2 separate regions of the Homo sapiens genome follow, and region 2 is linked to region 1. A link is a contact called in ENCODE Hi-C or POLR2A ChIA-PET data. All regions are on one chromosome and are shown on one strand. Each heading gives the region's core, a stretch centred on a gene start or an enhancer-like site at or near the end of the contact. The rest is flanking DNA. Distances are from core to core; before and after follow the strand shown. Region 1 holds the start of LOC107985386 (a long non-coding RNA gene). Region 2 overlaps LINC01270 (long intergenic non-protein coding RNA 1270).

Region 1 (7,685 bases), core at 3,829-6,328:
TCACAGGCCCAAGGATGGGACCCTGGCCGGGCCGCTCCCTGGGTGCCCAGACCCATCTCAGGCCAGCTGGGTGAGGGGCAGATGGGTGGCCCCCGCCTCCACCCTGTCCGTGGAGCAATCGTCTGAGTCACCCCCACCTCATGACTTGCCTGCCCGCCACCACTAAGGCCTGTAATTACAGCTGCCTCCTCCTCCGAGGCTAGGTCTTATCAGCCCATCAGGGCAGGCCAAGGAGGGGGACGCCCTGGAGGTACCCCACAGATGCGGCTGGTCCTGGGGCTTGATGGCATGCGATCTGGGCATGCCTCGGCCCTGCTAACCCCAAGCCCAGAGGCTGGCTCTAGACTCCCAGAACTCCCACTGTCCATTCCCCAAAACCCTGCCTCAAGTTCCACCATTCAACTCATTTTCCTGTTGAAGCGTAAACTGATCACTCACAAGACATTTCAGAGCAGATTTTCCAAAGCCCCGGGGAGGGGAGAAGCTCTGCGTTAGGCACACAGGGAGCTCAAGGAAGACTCAGCAAAGCGCCACTATGGTTGCGGCTGTTGGTCAGACCTCACCGTGGGTGCTGGAGAAGGGAGGAAAGAAAGGGTCTTGATGAAGGGACTGTCACTGGTGACTGGTTCTGGAAGGGAGGTGGAGGCAGCAGCCAGCAAACCGACCCTTCACCTCCTTACCTGCTCCCCTTATCAGCTAGCTGCCTTCTGACCCTGGAGGGAGGAACTCTGGCTCCTATTCCATAGATGAGGGAACTGAGGCTCAGAGAAGCTTCACACCAACTCCTGTCCTCCAAGGGAAGGCAGCAGGGATCGTGGTGATGTTCTGGGAATGGGTGTGGCTGTTCCCAGGGAATGGGGATCCTCCCATCCCAGCAAAGGACTATCCAGCTGCACTCAGACCTCCTGGATTCAAATCTGTACAATTAGACCCTTAGACCCTCTGTGCTTCAGTTTCCCCAACTGGAGATAATAGCAAGGCCAACCTCATCTGGTTGTTGTGAGGATTAAATCCATCACCTAATGAGAAGCTTCCTGAAGGTACGTAGTAGGCTCTTTCCTCCCTCCCCTAGATGTTGACAGATCCTTCCCTGAGTCAGTGGAAGATGGGGAGGCTGGGATGTGTCCCACCTTGCCAGGGGTAGGTGGCTGACTCTGTGCCCCCATCATCTCCCCTACCCACACAGGCTTCTGGGAAGCTGCAGCTGGTCCCCAGGCTGTCCTGACCCCTGGGCTGGGTCCCCAGGATCAGCACCCCCAACTCCACACCTCCAAAGACAAACGCAGACACAACTCAAGGCCTGTAGTGTGGCTGGTTGCTTTGCAATTATTAATAATTTCCTCCCTCCGTCCCTCCTGCGGACCTGCTCAACCAGTCTCCCCACCAGCACGGAGCAGGCCTGACATTTGAACCAACTATTATTCTCTCTCCCTTCAGGGAGAAGCCAGGAGGGAATGTGGGCCTGTGTCCTGACGCTGCGCGGGGAGAGGCAGAGGCCGCCCACAGGTCCCCCTTTCAGTCCTGGGTGCAGCATCCAAGCTCCGCCGTACCCCGTGGCAATGGGCTCATTGCCCCTTTCCTGAAGACCAGGAGAGAGAGAGAGAGAGGGAGGTTGATTAAGCCCCTGCCAAGCAGCAGACAGGTTGGAAAATCCTCTTGCACGGAGGCAGGAGTGGAGGGTGGTTATGAGTCAAACTCAGGGTCTGGATTCCTGTCCTGGCTCTGCCCTTTCCTCGCTGTGTGGCCTTGAACAAGTCGTTTCACCTTTCTGAACCTTCTTTTTTTCATCTGCCAAATGGAGGGATGAATTCCCACGTTGCAGAATCCATGAGGTTTAAAAAGCCCCAGGCCCAGTGCCCAACAGGGTACACGGGAGAACAGTTCTCTGGGTCCAGAGGCTGCTCACAACCAGGAAGCCAGAGGGGCTGGGCCAAAGTGACAGCCAGCACTGCCCTGAAGACAGAGTCCCTAGGCCTCCAGGGGACAAAGCCTAGAGGGCCAGTTCCATCTCCAACTACATCCAAAACCGGTCAGTGGGCACAGGCCAGGGTATATGCCCCCCTAATTGCTCCCTGGCTCCATTAGTACCATGTGTGGCTCCTCCTGCAGCACCCAGCACACCCAGCCAGACCCAGAAAGGCTGATGCTGCCCCAGGTGCCCACCCTGGCTGGAGGGAGAGGGCAGCTCAGGCCGATGAGTCCTGGAGTAGTGGGGAACAACTAAGGGCCTCTGAGCAGGGGCAGGACCCGAGCTGGGAAGGTTGAAAGGTCAAGATCTAGCATTCGGGACCTCGCCATCTACCCTTTGACCCTTGTGGGATAGTAGAATGGCCAAGAGCCCAAGTCGCCTGGGTTCAAACCCAGGCTTCGATATTTGTAGCTGTGTTGCTGTGAGCAAGTTACTGGGCTTTTCTAACCTATCTAACCTCAACTAACCTATCTGTAAAATGGGACTAGTAATAGCCTACAACTGTCAAGAGTTGAAATGCAGCAATGACTTGTAAAGTACGTAGTACAGTGCCTGGCACTTAGTAGGTGTTCAGTAAGTGGATGCTGGTAGGAGTTTCTGCATCTACCAGGCAGTTTCGCTTATCATGCAGTTTCCTCTGTCTGGCAAGCCCATCTCCATACTTCTCCTCGTAGGAACTCCTATGCATCCCTTAAGGCCCTGCCCAAATAGTCCCACCTCTGAGGAGCCATCACTAACCCCTTACTTAAACAAACACAGGAAGCCCTTTCTTCTGGGCTCCCTGCCACCACATACTCCTCCCACAGCCTGGCCACACTGTCGGCAGATGAGCTGATGCCCGTGGGGCTCACCAGTGGATTACCAGTGCCTGCCTGGCGTGGAGAGCTGTGAATGAAAAGCTGCCCTCGCCTTAGTCAACTAAAAACAGAACACAAAAATCCCCACGGATGTGGAAAGAGCTTATAGTCTCCAGCCAAATTTTGAAAATGTTCTCAGGCCACCACCAGAGCAAAGGACAGTGCAGATCCCAATATGTAGAATTCAGGGTTGAAAATTCCTTTAATCAAATCAGTTATAGATTTTAAAAGGGAAGGGGCCAGAATACCATGTGGCTAGGTAAGAAGAATGAGGCAGCTCTGTGTGCTGATCTAGAACAGTCTCCAGGATAAGTTGTCAAATAATTAAAAAAAAAAAAAAATGAGGAGCAGAACACTGTAAGAAACATATTGGCTACCATTTGTGTGGAAGGGTGGGAGGGAGGCAAGGACAACATAGATATTTGTTTGTATGTACATAAATTAACTCTGGCCAAAATAGCAGGTTAACAGTGGCTGCCTCTAAGGAGGGGGAGTCAGAGGCTGGGGAAAGGAGAGAGTGAGGAATTGCCTTTCATTCCATACCCCTTTCTACTTTTGGATTTTGTAGCATTTGCTCACCATAGCTATTCAAAAATTAGCACATAAGCACATGTTTAGGGCATTGGAATTCACATACTCCAGCAGCAGGCCCTACCTGATTCAGGAACACTTCTCAGCACCCCTGACAGGCTATCCTGCTTTGAATGCTCCCAGTGACGGGGAGCTCAGTACTTTACCTGCCAGCTAATCCATCCAAAGGGTAGCTTGGAAGGATGGATTTGGGCTCAGTGACAGGAAGCAGGAATGTGCTTCTGGAGCCACACACAGGTGCCTCTTTCTTGCCCCTGACGTTGGGCAGAGATGTGACTGCCTGCCTAAGAACCTGCTCAGAGGGCCTGCCTGTCCCTGGGCCCAGGTGGGAGGTAGGCAGGAAGGTAGGGTGTGCTCTGCTGTGACTCAGGCCCCACGGGTGCCCGGAGCACAACCAGCTTCCCAGGACACAGCGCTGTGACTCAGGGCCACACAGCAGGGCCAACCCAGGTGGCAGCTGGCGGGCCACCAGCACACCCGCACCCTTCCCAGCCTCAATCCCCAGCAGGGCCTCTGTTGCCAGCATAAACCACCTCGCTCACCGCTGTCCCCATCCACAGAGGATGGAATGAGGAAATGAAGACCCTGGCACCAGACAGCCTGGGTTCAAATCCTGCCTCTGCCATTTGCTGGCTGAATGGTCCAGTGAGCCTGAGCCTCAGTTTCTCCATCCATACAAAGGGTGAGCCATGCTGCCTCGCCTTCCTCATAGGGTTGCCACGAAGATGCTGAGTTCATCCGAGAAAGGGTCCTGGATCAGCCCGGGCAGAGTCTTATGCAAATGTAAGCCATTATTATTGTGGGTGCCCAGCCAGATGTGGTGGTCACTGACATCGGAGCCTCGAAGGAAGCTTGGGTGCCTCCGCTCACCCCGCTGGCCTGGTCAGCAGGCCCAGGAGGAGCAGGCCTCCTGGGGCACCTGGCCTTGGGAAGGTTCAGGGACTCTAGGTCCCCCTGCCAGGTTATGAGCTCCATGACAACAGAAATTTTTCCCTCTCTCATTAGTGGGGCCCAGTGCCTGGTCCTGGTGCCTGGGATAACGGCTGGCACACAGGCAGAGTGAGCCTCACAGACCTGCAACGCATGCCTTCACACAGGGCCCCATGCTTGGATTAATGCCGTTACCTCTTGAAATTCTTAATTTTGAACAAGGACCATCACGTTTAATTTTGCACACGACACTGAACATTCTATAGCTGGTCCTGTACAGAGTTGACAGCCAGTACACCTTTTGGAATGAATGAATGAATGAATGAATGAATGAATGAATGAATGCCGCCCTGAGGTGTCATTTCTCTCATTTTACCTCTGAGGATCATGGACTCCAAGCCCCCTTTTACAGGCGGGAGAACAAAGGCTCATGAGCTGAACAGACTCACCCAAAATCATCCAGCATGAATCCAAACCCAGACTTGTCAGGCCCCAAAGCCCCAGATCCCGTGGCCTCCTCTGGCATGTCAGGGGCAGCTGATCTGTGCCTGGGGAAGGCACAGAGCAGTGGATCTCAGGGCAATGAGGCCAAACAGCAAGCTCTACCCCACTATCAGAGCTGCTCTGCTTCCCTTTTCTCAGCTGGGGAAACTGAGGCCCAGTTCTGGGTAGCACAGGCCCAGCTTGGCAAGGGTGCCTGCCTGGGAGGCATCCTGGCTGGATGCCCGGACAGGGGGCGGGGGCCTCTGTGAATCGCTCCTCAGTCCCCGCCGACCACAAGCGGGTTGGGTGAAAGGCGGCTGCTCCCCGCCCGCTTCCCCGCCAACGTGGGCCCGAACAATGGGCCTTTGTGCCCGGCGTGGGCGCGTTGTCAAGGTGCGCAGCCCTGGCCCTGGGCCCTGGCCTCGGCCTCCATGAGGGCAGAGGGGCCAGGCCAGGGGGTCTGCGGGGGCCGGGAAACCCAGCAGAAGAGAGAGCAAGTCTGAGATTCTCACAATGAACGAAGGCCAAGGCACAGGGTAAGAGTGACAGGCACCCAGGGTCACACAGCACAAGGACATCAGCGGCAAGTTGGGAACCCAGGACTCCAGCCTTCCTCTCGCTGTGGCCTGAGTGTCCCCGCTGCAGCAAGCGGCTCTGGCATCCCTGCAGCTGAAACCTCCCCTCAGGAGGTCAGCAGGGCTGGAATCATTCCTCTTCTCCCTTCTTACACTCCCACGCCATGTCTTCCTTCCTCAGGGGCTCAGCCCAACATCCCCCGCCCATCTCTGGGAGGACCCCCAGATGGCATCAGCCACAACATTGCTCGGAAAATGTCTCCCGTCCACAGGTCCCTCCTGACCAGCTCTTCTCCCCAACAAGATCGTGTGCCCCTTGGGAAGCCACCTGGTCAGGTAGGCACTGCCATGAGCCCCTGTTACAGGAGAGAACTGAGGCTCCCAGCCGGGCAGGGCTCACTCGAGGTCTACACCCTGGATGCAGATGACCCTCACCTCTGTCCTGTGTGGGAGCCACAGGAGGAAGGTGGGGACAAAAGACCAATTCCTGCTGTTTAGCCACCCACCTTCTGGAGGGAAAGGCAGAGAAGTCAACCGCAATAGTAATAATAACAAGAGACCGCCAGGTATTGAGCATCTAGTAAGTGCTTTATGTCCGAAATCTCATTTCATCATCATAAAATTGCTGGGAGGCAGGTATTATTATCATCCCCATTTTACAGATGAGGAAACTGAGGTTCAGGTGAAGCAACTTGCCCGAGGTCAATCAGTTAATAAAGGGGTTCAAATCCTAGCCAGGTCCACTGAATGTCTGTGCTCACTCAACCCTCACAACCGTCTTATCAGGCAGGGTTGATGTTCCCAAATTACAGATGAGGTAACTGAGGCTCCAAGCCGCAAAGTCACATGCCCAAGGTCACACAGCTAGGAGGGGGGACCAGGGATTTAAACCTGGGCTTCTGGCCCCCAAGGCCCCCGTCTTGTTTCTTTCTTCCCCCACCATAACCAAGTTCCCTAAAAGTCCCTTGAAACCATCTGTGCCACCAGCCCCTCGTCCCCATCTCCCACCACGATAGACCCAATGTCCACCCTGCACCTCGGCCAGTCCTAGCTGGCCTCACCCAACGCATAACGGATATTCATGAAAAGCCAAAAAGAGAGTCCCAGTCGGGAATAAGCTAAATGTCCAGGAGCAGAAGCCTGAGGAAGAGCACTGTGGTCTGTCCCCACGACAAAGCCCACAGGGACAACCAATAGATGCACCCAAGCCACTCCGCCAACGGGGACGGAACTCCAGAACAGAACATCGGGTGGAAAAAAAGCAGGATGCAGAAGCAAATGTACAAGGGACGCCATCTGTACAATCCCACCCACAACCCAAAGCAGCTCCCCGAATCCCTCAGGGATTCCACGTGTGTCTGTGTGTCTGTGTGTGTGTGTGTGTGTGTGTGTGTGTGTGTGTGTGTGTGTGTAAAAGTCTAAAGATGTCCTACAACTGCTTTGGGAAACTGGCCATAGCTACAAAAACCAAGCATGTGCATATCTCATCATCTAGCAATTCCATTCCTGGATATAGACTAAGGGAAATGCCTGCTTATGTCTACTGTCGGATGTGTAAGAGAAGGTTCACAGCAGCACTATTCAAAATAGTGGAAACTGGAAACAACCCCCATCTCTGTTGACCATAGGGTGATTCAACAAACTGTGGTCTAGTTAGACAATGGAATACTCCACAGCCGTGAAAACAGACACAAAACTTGGATAGACCTCATTGGATGAGTTTAAGTGAAAGTGCCTGATACAAAAGAGCACAGACTGAATGGGCTCACTTATATGAAGTTCAAGAATAGGCAAAACCAATCTATCGTAATAGGAATCAGACCAGTAGTTACCTTTGAAGGGAGCCCCTGGAGGCTAGGAATGTTCTACATCTTGATCTGGTGTGATCCCATGACCATCAAACTACAATTAAGATTTGTGCATTTCGAGGTCAGGAGATGGAGACCATCCTGGCTAACACAGTGAAACCCCTTCTCTACTAAAAATACAAAAAAATAGCCAGGCGTGGTGGCACGGGCCTGTAGTCCCAGGTACTCAGGAGGCTGAGGCAGGAGAATCGCTTGAACCTGGGAGGCAGAGGTTGCAATGAGCCAAAATCGTGCCACTGCACTCTATCCTGGGCGACAGGACGAGACTCCGTCTCAAAAAAAAAAAAAAAAAGATCTGTGTGTTTTACTGTGTGCATTTACACCTCCATCAAACCAGGTGGATACCTTCATCAAACCAACAAGAGAAGGATAAAGACACACAGGGAAATCACGAGCATCAAATCCAGGTTGC
Region 2 (7,685 bases), core at 3,536-6,035, 65 kb before region 1:
ACAAATCATGGCCAACCCTGAAGTCCCAAGATCAAGTTTCATTGGGCAGGCTCAGTCATGTGCCCATCCCTGGACCAATCACTAGAGCAAGACCCGGTCACATGTCCACCCCTGGAGACAGAGGCCTCTGGGCACCCCCAGCCTCATGGACTGAGAAAAGGGAAGAGGGGGTTCTTCAGTAGGAAGTCGAGGTGCTGTTACCTGAAAATGGGAGATAGATGCTGACTTGTCCACACACCCGCACCTTCTCCCAGCAAACTCTAGCTCGTCTCTGCACATTGTATGACCTCAGGCCAACCCCTTCCCCTCTCTGGGTCTTATGTTCCTCCTCCGGAAAATGGGCAGGAGGCCGTTTGAATTCCAACATTCCAGAATTCTGGGACAGCTTCCAGGACTGGAGTCAGCTCCCTAGATCCCAGGAACGTTCCAGCACTTCTGGGGACGGAAGTGGAGCATCAGCCAGAGCCCTCCCCGGCCCCCGGCCTGGGAACATGTTTAGAAGATGACAACTGGGCTCCCTTTGGCCGAAATTCCACTCCCGTGGGGGCCTTGCCAAGGAAAATAAGCCCAAGAACCAGGCATTAAAGGTGAGCATACTTGAGCATTTTAAGATGACAAATTATTTACACAGGTGTGGGAACCAGCCCCTCGCACCCTGCTTTCTTTTTCTCCCTCCCCTTTCCAAATTCTTTCCCCCAAGGGTGCTGACAGACATGCCAAGGGAGGGGGTGGTTGGTCGTGGAGATCTGCCCAGAGTAAGTCCACAAACCCAGGGCAAAGTAGGAGGACAGAGAAGCCGGAAAGAGGGTGTCTGCGTGGCGGAGGCTGGTCCTTGCTCACCTGCCTTCTTGCTCTCTACCCCATTGCCTGGGGAGGTACTGAGGCTAGGGTCCCAGGGATTTCACTGCTACCCGAGTCCTTGAAGAAACTCATGCCCAGGCCATCCTTTGTCCACAAGGGAGAATAAGGGACCAGAGAGGTGAAAAGCAATCCCCAGGGTCACACAGCCAGTTAGCTGAACTTGGGGCTAGCAGGGGAAGAGGTAGAGGAAGCAATTGTTTCTTACTCACCTAGTGTGTGCCTGACACTGTGCTGAGCTCTGGGAACACATTGTGAATGAAACAGACAAAATCCCCTGCCCTCATGGAGCTGAAAAAGATATAAACAAGATAAATAGCAAGATACCTCCAGAAGTGCTTGAAGAAGAGTAAGACGGGGTGAAGAGGTGGCAGCGGTGCTGTCTAGGTTGGGGAGGTAACATTTGAGCCAAGAAAGATGAGAATGAGCCGGCCATGGGGAGATTGGAAGGAAGGACATTCCAGGCATCTGGCACTGCACATGCAAAGGCCCTGAGGTGGGAAAGGGCTTGTTGTGTTCAAGGAACTGTCAAGGGGCCAGTGTGGCTGCAGCAAGAAGGAAAGGCAATGACTGAGGGGTAGATTCAGGTCAACAAACCCAAGGGGTAGGTATAATCATTCTGTGTTACCAAGGAGGAAACTGAAGCCCAGAGAGGGGCAGTGACTTGTCCAGGGTCACAGAGCAGAGCCAGATTCCAGTACTTTTCATTGGCTCCAAACCCACATTCCTGCGCTTTCGTGAGGTGAGAGGATGGGAGCAGGCGCTGCGAGGGCCTTCCAGGTCTCCAGCCTGCAGCTCAACTCCAAAGATGAGAAGCATCTGGGCTAACTGGTGCTTCCTGTGGGAAGAAAGCAGAGATTGATTGAGCTGCTGAGTCACAGGGGAACAACAGGCTAGGCTCCCAGGCTGCAATGGGTTCTGCCTCAGTTTACCTACCTGTAATAAACGTGTTTCATCACACGTCTGCCTCCAGTGCTGACTTCAGAAGGGTGCTGTGAGGGTTAATTACTGCCTGGCAGCTCCAGGAGCCTTGATGAAAGGTGGCGGGAAGTGGGCGCTATTAACCTGGGCAGGTAATTACCCACGGCCTGAGGGAGGGTGCAGAGGGGTCCTAGCCTGAGTCACTTCTGGTTCTCATTCAACCCCAGGCCAGCCTCTTTCCAGGTGGGTAGGGCCCAGTGTGCCCAAACATCTGGCCATCGTTCTGGCCCCAAACCCCTCAGCACCGGGCAGGGCTGAAGCTAGGAGTGGTCACAAGCCACACAGTCCCAGGGTTGAAATCCCATCTCTGCCGCTCCTCTGGCCAGAAGACCTGGACAACACTCCTCACCTCTTGGGCCTGTTTCTTCATCTACATAGTAGTGTCTTAGTCTGTTTTGTGTTGCTATAACAGAGTACTACAGCCTGGGTAATTTACAAAGAACAGAGATGTATTTCTAACAGTCCTGGAGGCCGGAGAGCCGAAGATGGAGGGGCTCACTCAAGCAAGGGCCTTCTTGCTGTCATCCCATGGCGAGGGCATCCCATGGCAAGAGGTGGCACGTGAGACAGCAAGGAATGGCCGAACTCACTTTCATGACAAATCCACTCTCTCCATCATGAAGCCACTCCTGCAATAATGATACTAATCCATTCATAAGGGCAGAGCTCTCAGGACCCAACCACCTCTTAAAGGCCCACATGACCTTTGGGAGACACGCTGAGACCCTGGCGGTGCGGGGTGAGGACGTGGCCCCTCCCCAGGGCACTGTGGTTGTTTCTCACACATATGCCAGATACTGCGCCTCGCAGCCACTTCGTCCCCATTGCCTCAGTTTGAGGCCAAAAGTGACACATCAGGCCACAGCCACCTACCCCGTCAGCCATCTCAGCCTCCGTGACCTGAAGGGAAATGATGAAAGACTTTTCTAGAAATAAATGATTTTTAAAACATCCCAGGAAATCATCCCTGGCTGCCGCTGGGCCCCCAGGAGGGAGGGCAGGCCTCTTATTCCCCCTGCCCCAATCCCCACTTGGGCGCCAGAACCAGGCTCTGACTGCCCCCTGTCCCTGGAAGCCCACCCCTTCCCTCTTCCTCACTCTTGTGGCTCCTGGGTCTTGATGCCACCCCCGTCTCCCCCACCCCATACGTGCACACACACACATGCACACACACGCAGATGCACACACATGCACACACGCACATACACACGCCTGAGCTCTCCGTCCAGCTATGAACGCACAGCCTGGTCCCCAGTGAGCCCCGATGTTTTCCTTCTTCCAGGGTTCAGGGGACAGATACTAAGGCCAGAGCTCCCTTCCTCCTTTTACTCCCTCCCTGAGGCAACATGGTGCCCATCTCACAGGTGGGCACACTGAGACTCCGAGATGCAGATGCCCACACTCTGAGCGGCTGAGAGGCAGGGAGGGTCACATCCTCCGGGAGGGGCAGGGGAGTCCCAGCGGCAGCCTGAGCAAAGGGCAGGGGCGGGGAGCCTGGCCCTCCGTGGGGTTCCTGGGAATGAGGCTTTCTACTGTGAGCAGGCAGCTCCGGGGCCTTGGGACCCCGGATGGGAAGAAGCTGGGCCCTTGTCAGGTGGCTGCCCCTACAGGTAGAAGTCAGGCACCAGGTGGCCACTTTCAGGAAGAGCCTGGCATTAGGAGAGCTGCTCCAGGGTGGGGGCCCCACTAAGCTCACCTCCCACCCCTCTGCCCCTCACTCACTCCCTCTGCTCCAGCCACACTGCCCTTGCTGAGCCTTCAACAAGAGGATCCCACAGCCTGGCCTTAGCACCTGCGGTTCCCTCTGCCTGGAGCACCGTTTCCCACCCCCTGCCTTTGCACGTGGGCTTCTCCTCTTTGTTGGGGCTTCTGTTCAAATGTCACCCCATCAGAGGGGACCTCCCAGGCTCTCTCCATCGCACCTTCTGCTTTATTTCCTTTGGAGCCCTGCTCACTTACTGAAATGACCTCAAATGTCTGATTCTCCTCAGCTAGAATACAGGCTCCACGAGAACAGAGGGCTTTTAAATGTCTTTCTGTTTTGTCCACTGCTGTATCTCCAGGACCTGGTAGCAGGCACGGAACACAGTGGTGCTCAATAAATGTTTGCTGATGTACTGAAGAAGTTTTGAAAAGATAAGATGTAATTTGTATCACAGCGGGAGGGGTGGGTGTTTCAGGGGAGACGTCCTCCAAAGAACTGGATGATTTCTCCAGGGTCTTAAAGCGTGTCATGACCAGCTCGACGTCACAACAATAATAATAATATTTATTGGGCGCTTCCTGCGGTAAGCACTGTACACAGATCTTCTCAGAGTCCTTCCAGCCACCTGTGAGGTCAGGGCTGTGATTATCCCCACTTTCCAGATAAGGAAACCGTAACTTAGAGTTACAGTTAGGGACTGCTCCAGGTCACCAGTGATTTGGTGGCAGGCCGTGGTTGAATACAAGGCCACTTCGACCCCTCTCCCACCACCCTGGCCTGCCCCTATCCCTCCAGAGCCTGAAGGTTCCCTGGAAACCACACGGTCCCTTGATCCCTGGCACAGCCAAGGGAGGTTGTGTGTCTCGCCCATCACCCCCTAGCTGGTCAGGGGCCCAGAGGGGATGATCCCTGGCTGCCGGTGGGCCCCTGGGAGGGAGGGCAGGCTTGGCAGCTGTCCTGTCCCGGGGACGCCAGGCAGCCGGGAGTTTCTCTCCCCGGACTTACTGTACATGATTCAGCGCCAGCCCCAGTTGTGAAATCTGGGAATCTTGTGGGCAAGGCTGGGCCTGGGGGATGGCCGTCTGGGAAGAGGAGGCCGGGAAGGGGTTAAGGGGGGTGGCGGGGGGAGGAGGGGGCAGGCGCCAGGCCAGACCAGCAGAGAGCGCACAGTTAGCACTGGGCCGGCTGCCTGTGGCGGGTGTCTGACATCACAGCTGCGTCAGCCCAGCCAGCCCCAGCCCCCTACTTCCTCCTCTCCCTGGGCAGCATCCTCCGCCACCTCCCCAGCCTCACTGTCCTGTCCTGAAAACAAGCAGCATCCAGTTCCCTCCTGGAAGGAGGCAGGGTGGTCAGGAAGAGGGACTTTGCATACAGGAGGGACTTAATAAATGATAGCCGTGATGTCTTGGAGCCAGACCATAATCCTGTGAGCTAGACAGGGCAGGTAGGAAGCTATCACACTTATTTTAGGAAAGAAGAGACTCAGGGTCTGAGAAGGGAAGGGACTTGCCCAAGGTCACCCAGCTGCAGAGTCATAATGACTTGAAGTGTAAATAAGGATCGTGTTGATCTTCCTCCACTCTTCATTAGAAGGACTAGAAGGACATGTGTCTCTTGGTGCCTGGTTGGGCTTCAGTGAATGTCCCAAGGCCTGGAATTTTCTTCCTCATCTCGTTAATTTGTTAAGTCAGATTAAACCAAACGAGCATTTGTCTGACTAGAGGAATAACAAAGGATTTCATAGGGACTATTCATATATCAGTGATGACTTATGGTAGTGAATAAAATAAATTCTGCATTTGAAATGTTTTTCTTAAGAAATTACAGACTGAGGCCAGGCGCGGTGGCTCACGCCTGTAATCCCAGCACTTTGGGAGGCCGAGGCGGGCAGATCACTTGAGGTCAGGAGTTTTAAGACCAGCCTGGCCAACATGGTGAAACCCCGTCTCCACTACAAATACAAAAATTAGCCGCCCATGGTGGCGCACGCCTGTAGTCCCAGCTACCTGGGAGGCTGAGGTGGGAGAATCGCTTGAACCTGGGAGGCAGAGGTTGCAGTGAGCCAAGATCTTGCCACCACACTCCAGCCTGGGCAACAGAGCGAGACCCTATCTCAAACAAACAAACAAACAAAAATCACAGAGTACCTACTCTGCTCCAGGCTCATTTACATGCGTCAGGCTCAGTCCTCATGGCAACTCTTCGAAGGTGGGACTATTACCCCATCTCACAGAGGAGAAAACTGAGGCACAGTGAAGCAAGTGATGCCTGAGGCCACAAAGCCAGGAAATGACAGTGGTGATAATAATAATAATAATAATAATAATAAAAAAAATGCTAGTTGGCCTTGATAAGCTGCTTCCTCCACGCACTGAGCATGGTATTTATAGGAGCACACTGGCTTCTTTGAGCTTCCCAGGAGGAGAGCACTCTTACTGTCCCCATGTCACAGGTGAGAAACCAAGGCCCAGCTGGGTTACATTACTTGCCCAGATCACACAGCTAGGAAGTGACAGAGCTGGGATTTGAAACCAGGCTGTCTGGCCTCTGTCCGTGCTCAAGCACAGTGCTGGGGCTGGACACACTGTAGGTGCTCAGGTCACTCAGGGGTGACTGAACTGGAGATGCTCAGGGCTTCAGAGGGCACCCCTCCTGCAAGCTACCCCTAGCATCAGCTCAGGGCCACCCTGAGCTGGCCTGTCGTGGCTGGGCAAGGAAGTGCAGTTATGTCTTCCCCAGGATGCCATTATTCCCACAGTTGCCACAGCCCTTGGGTGCACAGAACCACCATGAGGAGCTCCAGGATCCTCCCCATTTTACAGAGCAGAAAAGCCAAGGCCCAGAGAGGGTGGGTGACTTGCCCAAGGTCACACAGCATGGTCGTGTGGGCTACAGCCCCACTCCCAGCTCCTGAGCCTGCCCTCAGCTGCGGAGGCCATGGAGGATGAATTCCAGGAAGAAGAGGGGAGCCGAAACCTGGCCCTCCCTGACCCTCCCCAGGAACAGCCTTTCCTCTATTCCTTCCTTTTCTATCTCCTAGCTTGTGGGACTCAGCCTTACATGAACTGGGTCACAAAGGGGGACAGGAAGGGCATTCCTGGCAGAGGAAACAGCACGGGCAAAGGTGGACCGCATGTGGAGCAGGGAAGGAAGGATATCTGGTTGGGATGCTGTGGAGAGTGAGGAGCCGGGGCAGGGAGCAGCTAGAGTCAGGTAAGCGGGCCTTGAATGTCACGCTAAGGAGTTTGAGCTTTGTCCAGAGGCGATGGGAAGTCAGGAAGGCTTTAGAGCGGGGAAGGACCAGGATCACTAAACAGAGGGTGGACTATTGCCATCACCTCCCCACTATCCCCCCTGCCTCTGTCCTGGCCCTGGCCCCTCCAGCCCATTCTCCACTGCAGCCAGAGGGATCCATGAAAACTGAAGTCAGACCACGTCCCTTCTATGCTCAGAACCCTCCATGACTCCCATGTCCTGCAGAGAAAAAGCCAAAGTCCTTTAACAGCCCACGTGGCCCTGCAGGATCCGCCCCCCACGGCCTCTTGGCCCTCACGTCCTCCTAGTCTCTCTCCCTCGCTCACCCTGTTCCACACACTGGCCTCTTTGCTACACCCCAAACACAACAGCCACAGCCCCCACTCAGGGCCTGTGCACCGTTCCCACTGCCTGGAACACTCTCCCCTCCCCGCGGCTCCCTCCCTCACCTCCTACAGATCGTTGTCAGCTGTCACCTGCTCACCAGGCTGTTCCTGCCCCGCCCATTGAAATCCCATCTCCTTTTCCTGCTTCATTTCTCTCCCTAGCATGGATCTTCTCAAATGCAATATGCAACTTATTTATCTTGTGTATTGCCTGCTCTCTCCACAAGTGTGAACTCCACGGGGGCAGAGACCTTTGACCGTCCTATGTCCTGCCATGTCCCCAGCGCCTGACCCACAGGAATTGCCCAATAAATATTTGTTCGGTGAATGGATTCTTTTTTTGGCAGAATAACTTGGTGAGGACCTTCCCTGGGGATGCAGATGGAGAAGCGACCTGCCCAGGGTCACCCAGCTCACAAGTGGCAACCTCATCTGGCCCCAAAGTCTGTGATTTTTGCCTCCATTCCAGGCTGCCCTTCTAGGCATTAGGCCCCACATCA

Evidence for each region. A loop is a pair of places that touch in the nucleus more often than their neighbours do. ChIA-PET counts read pairs that join two places held with the same protein, here RNA polymerase II (POLR2A).
Region 2: a map of mammary epithelial cell shows a loop between it and region 1 (1.9-fold over the local background). The contact joins two enhancer-like sites. A Hi-C loop is called at or near these places in 1 of 168 maps with a recorded cell type or tissue (mammary epithelial cell). POLR2A ChIA-PET finds 5 or more read pairs at or near these places in 3 of 52 experiments (AG04450, WTC11 and activated B cell).

Annotation. Positions count from the first base shown.
Region 1 is chr20:50,240,749-50,248,433 of GRCh38, reverse strand. It overlaps LOC107985386 (a long non-coding RNA gene), which reads left to right and starts at 943. Exons shown (of 3, transcript XR_001754718.2): 1 at 943-1,040; 2 at 5,587-5,741. Within about 2 kb of position 5,078, at least 10 of the 41 ENCODE cell types and tissues checked have a DNase peak (open chromatin) inside an H3K27ac peak, as active enhancers do.
Region 2 is chr20:50,305,816-50,313,500 of GRCh38, reverse strand. LINC01270 (long intergenic non-protein coding RNA 1270) reads right to left here. Exons shown (of 5, transcript NR_034124.1): 3 at 1,487-1,696; 4 at 1,071-1,149; 5 at 1-201. LINC01271 (long intergenic non-protein coding RNA 1271) reads left to right here. Exons shown (of 3, transcript NR_109950.1): 2 at 1-587; 3 at 2,252-2,790. Among named protein-coding and RNA genes, the nearest start is that of LINC01271, 12 kb to the left of the region's middle. RefSeq lists enhancers at 3,945-4,455, 4,456-4,967 and a silencer at 7,155-7,449. Within about 2 kb of position 4,785, at least 31 of the 41 ENCODE cell types and tissues checked have a DNase peak (open chromatin) inside an H3K27ac peak, as active enhancers do.